Regions from separate parts of the Homo sapiens genome. Here regions 1 and 2 are each linked to region 3. A link is a contact called in ENCODE Hi-C or POLR2A ChIA-PET data. All regions are on one chromosome and are shown on one strand. Each heading gives the region's core, a stretch centred on a gene start or an enhancer-like site at or near the end of the contact. The rest is flanking DNA. Distances are from core to core; before and after follow the strand shown.

Region 1 (3,412 bases), core at 640-3,139, 190 kb after region 3:
CTAATAGTTTTGTGGTGGTATCTCATTGTTATTTCAATTTGCATTTCCCTGATGACATGATGTGGAGTATGTTTTCATATGCTTATTTGCCAGCTGTGTATCTTTTTTGGCAAGGCATCTGTTAAGGTCTTTGGCCCGTGTTTTGATCAGGTTGTGTCTTGTTGTTGAGTTCCTTTACTGGATTTCTTTTGTTAGCATGGTATAACTTTATCCATCCCTTTATTAATCTACCTGGGGCTTTAAATTTAACTAGGTTTCTTATAGACATCATGTAAGTCTTGCTTTTTGATTCACTCTCACAATCTTTGTTTTTTAGCTCTTGACATTTAAAATGATTATTGATATAATTGGATTAATATCTACCATATTTATTCCTGTTTTCTGTTTGTTTCCTTTGTTCTTTATTCCTATTTTTACTTTCCCCATTTTTTTGCCTTTTTAAATTTTATTGAGCATTTTACAGGATTCTATTTTCTCACCTTCTTAACATAGCAATTCTTCTTTTTTTAAACTTTTTTAGTGGTTGCCCTACAGTTTGCAATAAACATTTACAAGTGACCTATGTGCCTTTAAATAACAATATTCCATTTCATATCAGTGCAAGTACCTTAAATTACAAATTTCTAGCTTCTGTCCCTTTTACCATTTCAGGTATTCATTTCATTTATATATTAGCTTATATATATCCCTACACTTGATTTTTCCTCATATGAGATTTTCTTTCCTCTTTCCCATTTAAAAAAATAAAATAAACTATTATAGCCACAGACTTTCTATTTTTATTTGTTTTCTGTATTGAAGTCTTGATTTTGGGGCTTTACTTGTCCCTGTCTATGCCCACTCCTATCTGACACACACTTTCTTAATTTATTTCCTAGTTGTTTCACTTTGTTTATCTTCATTATGAGGAAAAAAAGCCAAAACCTGAAATGAATATGCTTCCTTCCAGTAACCAGGGACCTTCCATGGTTGGGAAATTGTTACCTATTCGAGTGAAAGGCTAATAAAACCCCCAAGGTAAATATTTTAGTACTTCACTAAAGAAAGAACCTCAAATACTATGTGGAAGACAATTTAAAATGAGGTTTAAAGAGCTCAATATAAAAACCTGTTTGACCTGTTAAAACAGGTGTGGACAATCACAATTCCCTATTTAAAAATACAGTGAAAAAACCTACAAATGCAAGACAAATACATTGGAGCATGAGAACTCCAAATTGTTAGGTTAGGAATTAGAAGCTGTTCCCAGTGTGTAGAGCTAAGAGACCCAAGTCATTGTCAGTTGACAGGGAGCCGGGACTCAATACCTGTGTACTTTCTCAGAGAAAGGAGAGGTCTTGGCAAAATTTTGGGTTTATCCTTAATTCCATACAATGGGAATATTCAATTGCTCTTTAATCACTCAGTATTGATAGGGACAGGGGGCAGAGAAATTCTAGGCAGAAAAGGGCGGGACCCTGGTGAAACCCCACCCTCAATCCGAAAAACCTGAAACTGCCACCGAAAGTGAGAACTTCTATCCCTGTTTTCCCACTCGAATGTTGCCTTTTTCTAAACTACCCGTGGCCTGCTCCACCCCCATCCTTTGCCTATAAAAACCCCAGACTCAGTTGGTAGATGGGACTATAACTGGACATTGGAGAGAAGTGGCTTGACTTCAGAGCGACAGCTTGACAGCATACTTTGGAGAAGAATCTGAGAGGAGAAGGCAAGACTTCAGGGGAAGATTACCTATCTGCCCTGTCCCCTGTTCAGCTCTATTTCCCACTGAAAGCCACTTTCATCAGCAATAAAATCCCTCATTTACCATCCTTCAATTCGTTCATGTGACCTCATTTTTTCTGGACGCCAGACAAGAGCTTGGAGGCCACGAGTATGGATACAAAAGGCTGTCACACTGGCTGTTTGCCCTTGCTGGTGGAGGGCAGCTGCCTCACATGAAAAGGCAAAGAGCTCACTGAGCTGTTAACACTTAAGCCTTCCGCAGACGGCAGAGCTGAAAGAGCACTGCAACACACCCTCTGGGCCTCAGGCTCTCAGGCACTCCTACCTGGTTGCGCCGCTGGGCCCGCACAGAGTTTGCTACTGCCGGCACCTGAAAGCGGTTGGCTGGTTCCTGCACTCGCTCGTTCTGGTTCCTGCACTTATTCATTCGCACGCTCCCTCCCACAAGGGGTAGACGGGGCGGGATGGGTAAATGAGGCACCCCTGTCTCAAGTCCCGTGAAGGCGTCAGGGAAATAATCTGCTTCAGTTTCTCTAGTTGTAAAATGGTTAAGAACATTATGAAAGGTGGTCAACAACTTTATAAGTGAATATGCTAATGCTGGCCTTAATTCTAAAATGCTACTTGGATCAAAAGTTATGATTCAGTTCCAATACATCTTCTATTCATTGAAGTACAGAATCTGTACACAAAGTACAATTGTATCTTCAAAAACTGCCACCTTGTGGAGATTTGGTTTTATTGTTAAGACAGCCAGTGCCAACAACAGAAATGAGTACAGAGCCTCACATACTAATGTAAGTGAATCTCAAAGACATTTTATCTTTAAGCCATTTTGAAAAGTAGAAATTAAGCCTGAATAGTTTTGGGGCACAAATTGCTCTTTAACTCTCTTCTTTCCCATTCACCTTTGTCACTGATGGAATAATAGAAGGAGCAATCTTTATCAGCAATGGCAGATGTGCTGATAAATGAAACCAAAACTGAATTGACAAATATTGACACAAATACTTATAGAAGCAATTTAAAAATCTACCTTGCAATTAATCCTTATGAAATTTAAGTCATAATTTACTAAAAATTATAATATAAAGAAATAAACTTTCTCTGTTTTATTAAAAGAAAGGATCAATACATTTGGCCACAATTGATTGGCCATAATTTTTGTCAATGTTCTATAAGCTAATTGAAAATAAGACTATTTTAAATATAATTATCTCCCTTCTCCTTTGCCTTTTCATTGGCAGCAGGTGCCATGGGCTTATTCATATTCTAAAAGAGAAGTTGTGTGAGCAAATTTGTCATCATAGGCAATCCTCTTGTAAGGAAAAAATTATGATTTGATTTTTATTTTCTCTTATCTCCTAATTGGGTCAGATACTCCAGTGTCCTCGGGGAGCCAAACCAGGAGCCAGTGTGTCCTTACACAAACACAGCTTCCTTCCTGCTTGGAGCTCACACCAAGCATTTGCATTTGAACCAAGCAATGTTGACAGGCTATTGAGCCACAGAAGTTAAACATTCCAAGTGAGCCTGAGACGACCATTACATTCTTTTACATTTTCTGGTCGATTAAAATTTTAATTGTTTAAAATTTCAAATAGATACAAAAATAGACATAGAGTATAATAAACTTCACACCCCTGTCACTGAACTTCAATAGTTATCAGCTCACAGTCAATCTTAT
Region 2 (3,384 bases), core at 699-3,198, 180 kb after region 3:
CTGAACTATGATGGGAAAGGCAGCTTGGAAGATCTCCAAATGGCTTTGGAGTCATTCTTCCATTGTCTTGGACTATAAATTCTGGCTTCTGTTTAGGTGGCTGACTAATATCCCCACTGTCTGAATGCATAGCACCTAGTTTCTGTTGAGATGGCTAGTCCATAGTAATTTACTTATCAAATTTGGCCACACCCTTTGTATTCTCTCCTGAGCAGGCTTTCTCATCTTTCACAATATGGATAGGCTGAGAATTTTCCAAATTTTGAAGTTCTGCTTCCCTTTTGATCAATAATTCCATTTTAAAGTCATTTCTCATCTTGAATTTTACTATGAGCAGTCAAGAGTAACTAAGCTGCTCCTTCAACTTTGCTTGGATATTTCCTCAGTCAAACATTCAATTTCATTGCTTTCAAGTTCTGCCTTCCACAAAACACTAGGACACAAACAGCTCAGCCAAGTTCTTTGACATTTTATAAGAAGGATAGCTTTTCCTCCATTGTCCAATAACATGTTCCTCATTTCCATCTGAAAACCCATCAGATTGGCCTTTACCGTCCATATTTCTGGGAACATTCTGCTCATGACCACTTAGGTATTCGGTAAGAAGATAGTAGCTTTCTCTATAGCTCTCCTCCTCTCTGGAGCCCTCACCAGAATGGCCTTTAATTGTCCATTCACAGCAATGTAGGCTTTTTCTAGCATGTACCTGAAAACTCTTCCAGCCTCTACTCATTACCTTGTTCCAAAGCTGCTTCCACATTGAGTATTTGTTACAGCAGTACCCAGATCCCAGTACCAATATTCTGTCTTAGTCCATTGGGGCTACTACACGATGTCTTATAAACAACAGTAAAATTTATTTTTCACAGTTGTGGAGGCTGGGAAGTTCAAAATCTGGTGCCAGCAGATTTTGTGTCTGGTGAAGGCCTTCTTCCTCACAGATGGCTGTGTTCTCACTGTGTTGTTACATGGCAGAAGAGTGGGCAGGCTAGCTCTCTGGGATGTCTTTTATAAGGGCAGTAATCCAAATCATGGGTTTAGGGTAGAGCCCTCATGACCTAAATCACCTCCCAAAGGCCCCACCTCCTAATACCAGCATCTTTGAAGTTAGGATTTCAACATATGACTTTGGCAGGGGGACAGAAGCTTTCAGTTTATAGCAAACCCTATAGGTAGCACTACTTTGTCCTTTCCTAATCAATTTGCGTCAATGAAACATGAATTAGAAGAGACCTAGGCGACTCCACTATACTGGGATTATTCCCAGTATAAATTATCATCTCTCCACACCTTCTCATCTACTCCCTATCTGAGTTCTGAAGCTCTCCACTACAAGAAGGAGGCTTTGGTTTGACTTGATATACTTCTCTGGGAAACAGGTTTAGCATAAAACAGTGATGCTCATTCTAGAACACCTGCAAATGACAATAGTTTTCTTTCGAAGTCGCCAGGAATCGTCTGCCTTTGGGTATGTGGCTGTGAGCACTGCCGGGCAAAATGCCATATGACCTAGATGAGGCATATGCCATCCTTTGAAGCCATTAGGACATTATATAGGAAATATATTAACTAAAATGGAATAAAATTTTCTAAATAACACCTTATGTTTATCCAACAGGTGGTTCATTATACTTGAGAGCATTATACAGAGGAATTTGATGGGGAGGAGAGCTGGAGAAATTCTCGAAATTCTGGGTTTCTTTAACAGAATACTCTAGCTATAAACTTATAATTTTAAAAAATAAGCATTATATTAAAGAAAAGGGAACATAAATTATTTTGTTTTATTAAACTTAAGTCCAAAGGTCTGGATTGTGGCAGAATAGGATCAGGGGACCTAAAATGTTGAGCCTCAAAGGTCTTCTTAGAGAACAACTGTATTCCACTATTAGCGCTTTTGGTCCTTTTAGCCCAATTTCTGTTTATCCCAAATGTTCTTCCCTTTTCTGCCTTCCTTCACAGTGGACCCTGCCAGGAGCTTTGAAATGCCTGTGAGTGTTAAACACTTACCCATTGAGTGCCCAACCTTAACATGCCCCTAATAAAATGTACTTAGATTAACCGTTTTCATTATCAAAGTTTCCTTATTACCCAACAAACACAGGCGCTTTAAAGAAAACATTAACTAAATTGCAAGTGACACATTTTAAGATCTTTGATATGACTTCAGAGAATGCACTATAGGAACACAATGCAATGGGAGGGAAACTTGGGAGGGAAGACATTAGCCTTTATAAAATCTGCAAGTATTGCCAAATCAAAATAAAATTTACAGGAAAGCAGGATCATAAATATAATCTAAAATCTTAGAACCTGTGGTTATGATTTTAAATACTAATACAATGCAAAATTTTTACCTGTTTAGGTTTTTATTTCATCAGTTCATATTTAGGTATATACTTTTACTGTTCTCCTTTTTTATAATTTACCATTCACAAAGATGATGATGTTAGTCTAACTTTAATGTCATGAGTGCTTTGAGTAGTAGTGCTAAGTTTTTGTTGAGTAGTAGTGTGCTTTTTTGATTAGTAGTGATAGGTTTTTGATGAGTAAGCCTGCTAGCAGCATACAAACAAACAAGCAAGTATCAGCCTAGAGAAGCAGAAAAGGCATTTGGGTTTCAAAGTCACAAGGCCTAGGCTTTAGTCTAATACAGCTGATAATACAATTTGTCCAAACAGGACATTTTTGGGTGTGTCAAACACTAAACTGGACAGGACATTATGACAAAAGTGCAAAGCAGGACTTTCCGGGGCAAACCAGGATGTATGTCATCTCACTGAGTCCTCTCTTTGTCCTTGCCATGACTAGTATCTCTAGAGGTAAATGAACAGAGTAATGACAAATAGCCAGACACCTGAATCTTATCCCAACAGCACCTCCTACATAATTCCCCATTATCCCAAATGGAAATTAAAAATATATACAGTGATAATTCCAGGCCAAGAAATGCTTTATTTCTAGCTTGGACTTGGCTTCCATGTCCAGTGTAGAATCTTATCCTTGCTGATCTGGACTGTATCTCATGAAGCCATGACTTGTACCTAGTTACTAGCTGGAAGGCTTAGAACAAAAGCTGGTCCAGAGAGCCTCCTTTTTCCTTATTTCCTGGGTCCACACCTTTACCATGGCAGTCTGCCTATCATTTGATGGAGGAATTTAAAGCAAGTCCAAGGGAAGGGAAGAGAGTTTCTAAAATCTAGAACTTGGATAGTTTAATTTACCTATCCCAAAACAGCTTAGGCCCAGACAGCTTCTCTCCAAGATTGGTGCCAAACTGAAATTACCAGCTGTGTAGACCAAAGAGAATTTCAAAAGAAACTGAATCCCAAGAGAAAAAAAAAAGACTTCTGGCATTGTGGCCCAATAAATTGGTAGGATTGT
Region 3 (3,067 bases), core at 568-3,067:
ACTAATTATTAATTTATTTCAAAATGCATGTATTATATTTGATGGGCCACACTAACAGTTATAAACCAAACAACAGATTGGGAATGGGGAAGTGGATGTGGTGAGTTCAATCACATGTCTGGGAAAAGTCAATAGTGAAGACAGAGTCTCACAATTTTTTGTCATAATGGAGAGATGAAAACACAGGTAGAGGATTTCAAACAACAGAGTGGATGGTGAGTTAAAAATGCTGAAATTCTTTCCTGGTGTCTAACTTAATGCAATGTGGTTTATCTCTTTGCTCTTTTCTCTACTATTCAAATTTAGGATAATAAAGATTAAATGTTTCTAAATCTTACTTTACAATATCAAGAAAAAAAGGTATGCTTTTGCCCACGGAAGGGCAAAGCAGAGCTATGAAAACCTGCTGAACACATTCTTTATTTTCAACACAGGTTCTTGTCTTTCCATCATGAAATGCACATTTTATTTGTACTGTATTTGGGTGACCACAAGTCAACAACAAGATAATTCACAAGACCCTTGCCTTAGATGTGTCGGCAATAAAGTAATCAGGCCAAAATTTTTACTTTCCTTTGAATTTTTCAATTCAAACACAATGTATGCTTGCTTTTACACAGTAGGGTTCAGGGATTAGAGGGTTGGCTCTTTAAAAACCGTCAGAGACACAGGCAATCCTACACAAAATTCTCAGAAGGAAGGCGCCTACGCCTGGGAATGCCCAGATGCCCCTCAGAGAGTTGAAGATGGCGTTTCTCTGAGTCAGGTCAAAGTTAACACATTACCTTCGCTTCAAAGACTGCTTGGCTTCCTTTCGGTGGATTAGTCAAGATGTTTTGCTGACTGAGACTAGGAAATCTATAGGAGGGCGGGTTAGTTTACATTGTTCCTTGTCATTATCGCTAAAACACTCCAAAGCCTTCCTTAAAAATGCGCACTGGGCTAAAAAGGATAGACAAGGAACACATCCTGGGCCGGTAATTACGCAAAGCATTATCTCCTCTTACCTCCTTGCAGATTTTTTTTTCTCTTTCAGTACGTGTCCTAAGATTTCTGTGCCACCCTTGGAGTTCACTCACCTAAACCTGAAACTAATAAAGCTTGGTTCTTTTCTCCGACACGCAAAGGAAGCGCTAAGGTAAATGCATCAGACCCACACTGCCGCGGAACTTTTCGGCTCTCTAAGGCTGTATTTTGATATACGAAAGGCACATTTTCCTTCCCTTTTCAAAATGCACCTTGCAAACGTAACAGGAACCCGACTAGGATCATCGGGAAAAGGAGGAGGAGGAGGAAGGCAGGCTCCGGGGAAGCTGGTGGCAGCGGGTCCTGGGTCTGGCGGACCCTGACGCGAAGGAGGGTCTAGGAAGCTCTCCGGGGAGCCGGTTCTCCCGCCGGTGGCTTCTTCTGTCCTCCAGCGTTGCCAACTGGACCTAAAGAGAGGCCGCGACTGTCGCCCACCTGCGGGATGGGCCTGGTGCTGGGCGGTAAGGACACGGACCTGGAAGGAGCGCGCGCGAGGGAGGGAGGCTGGGAGTCAGAATCGGGAAAGGGAGGTGCGGGGCGGCGAGGGAGCGAAGGAGGAGAGGAGGAAGGAGCGGGAGGGGTGCTGGCGGGGGTGCGTAGTGGGTGGAGAAAGCCGCTAGAGCAAATTTGGGGCCGGACCAGGCAGCACTCGGCTTTTAACCTGGGCAGTGAAGGCGGGGGAAAGAGCAAAAGGAAGGGGTGGTGTGCGGAGTAGGGGTGGGTGGGGGGAATTGGAAGCAAATGACATCACAGCAGGTCAGAGAAAAAGGGTTGAGCGGCAGGCACCCAGAGTAGTAGGTCTTTGGCATTAGGAGCTTGAGCCCAGACGGCCCTAGCAGGGACCCCAGCGCCCGAGAGACCATGCAGAGGTCGCCTCTGGAAAAGGCCAGCGTTGTCTCCAAACTTTTTTTCAGGTGAGAAGGTGGCCAACCGAGCTTCGGAAAGACACGTGCCCACGAAAGAGGAGGGCGTGTGTATGGGTTGGGTTTGGGGTAAAGGAATAAGCAGTTTTTAAAAAGATGCGCTATCATTCATTGTTTTGAAAGAAAATGTGGGTATTGTAGAATAAAACAGAAAGCATTAAGAAGAGATGGAAGAATGAACTGAAGCTGATTGAATAGAGAGCCACATCTACTTGCAACTGAAAAGTTAGAATCTCAAGACTCAAGTACGCTACTATGCACTTGTTTTATTTCATTTTTCTAAGAAACTAAAAATACTTGTTAATAAGTACCTAAGTATGGTTTATTGGTTTTCCCCCTTCATGCCTTGGACACTTGATTGTCTTCTTGGCACATACAGGTGCCATGCCTGCATATAGTAAGTGCTCAGAAAACATTTCTTGACTGAATTCAGCCAACAAAAATTTTGGGGTAGGTAGAAAATATATGCTTAAAGTATTTATTGTTATGAGACTGGATATATCTAGTATTTGTCACAGGTAAATGATTCTTCAAAAATTGAAAGCAAATTTGTTGAAATATTTATTTTGAAAAAAGTTACTTCACAAGCTATAAATTTTAAAAGCCATAGGAATAGATACCGAAGTTATATCCAACTGACATTTAATAAATTGTATTCATAGCCTAATGTGATGAGCCACAGAAGCTTGCAAACTTTAATGAGATTTTTTAAAATAGCATCTAAGTTCGGAATCTTAGGCAAAGTGTTGTTAGATGTAGCACTTCATATTTGAAGTGTTCTTTGGATATTGCATCTACTTTGTTCCTGTTATTATACTGGTGTGAATGAATGAATAGGTACTGCTCTCTCTTGGGACATTACTTGACACATAATTACCCAATGAATAAGCATACTGAGGTATCAAAAAAGTCAAATATGTTATAAATAGCTCATATATGTGTGTAGGGGGGAAGGAATTTAGCTTTCACATCTCTCTTATGTTTAGTTCTCTGCATGTGCAGTTAATCCTGGAACTCCGGTGCTAAGGAGAGACTGTTGGCCCTTGAAGGAGAGCTCCTCCCTGTGGATGAGAGAGAAGGACTTTACTCTTTGGAATTATCTTTTTGTGTTGATGTTA

Evidence for each region. Hi-C counts contacts between places; a loop is a spot of excess contacts on that map. ChIA-PET counts read pairs that join two places held with the same protein, here RNA polymerase II (POLR2A). Pooled maps may share reads with other maps.
Region 1: a loop to region 3 is called in a map of Caco-2, with 4 times the contacts of the local background. The contact joins the enhancer-like site here to the promoter of CFTR in region 3. A Hi-C loop is called at or near these places in 3 of 168 maps with a recorded cell type or tissue (Caco-2, endothelial cell of umbilical vein and heart right ventricle), 1 of 37 single-sample maps with no recorded cell type and 4 of 50 pooled maps. POLR2A ChIA-PET finds 5 or more read pairs at or near these places in 2 of 52 experiments (OCI-LY7 and PC-9).
Region 2: a loop to region 3 is called in a map of HepG2, with 1.9 times the contacts of the local background. The contact joins the enhancer-like site here to the promoter of CFTR in region 3. A Hi-C loop is called at or near these places in 1 of 168 maps with a recorded cell type or tissue (HepG2). POLR2A ChIA-PET finds 5 or more read pairs at or near these places in 2 of 52 experiments (OCI-LY7 and PC-9).

What each region holds. Positions count from the first base shown.
Region 1 is chr7:117,671,607-117,675,018 of GRCh38, forward strand. No RefSeq gene overlaps it. Among named protein-coding and RNA genes, the nearest start is that of CFTR-AS2, 26 kb to the left of the region's middle. RefSeq lists an enhancer at 2,009-2,582 and a cis regulatory region at 2,439-2,452. Within about 2 kb of position 1,890, at least 11 of the 41 ENCODE cell types and tissues checked have a DNase peak (open chromatin) inside an H3K27ac peak, as active enhancers do.
Region 2 is chr7:117,654,908-117,658,291 of GRCh38, forward strand. The region is part of intron 24 of CFTR (CF transmembrane conductance regulator); the gene reads left to right. Among named protein-coding and RNA genes, the nearest start is that of CFTR-AS2, 9.2 kb to the left of the region's middle. Within about 2 kb of position 1,949, at least 2 of the 41 ENCODE cell types and tissues checked have a DNase peak (open chromatin) inside an H3K27ac peak, as active enhancers do.
Region 3 is chr7:117,478,208-117,481,274 of GRCh38, forward strand. It overlaps CFTR (CF transmembrane conductance regulator), which reads left to right and starts at 1,818. Exons shown (of 27, transcript NM_000492.4): 1 at 1,818-1,940. The coding sequence starts at 1,888. RefSeq lists a silencer at 1-1,511, promoters at 1-1,854, 103-1,854, 1,067-1,853, 1,255-1,887, 1,715-1,840, cis regulatory regions at 1,001, 1,076, 1,478, 1,629-1,636, 1,880 and an enhancer at 1,759-1,785.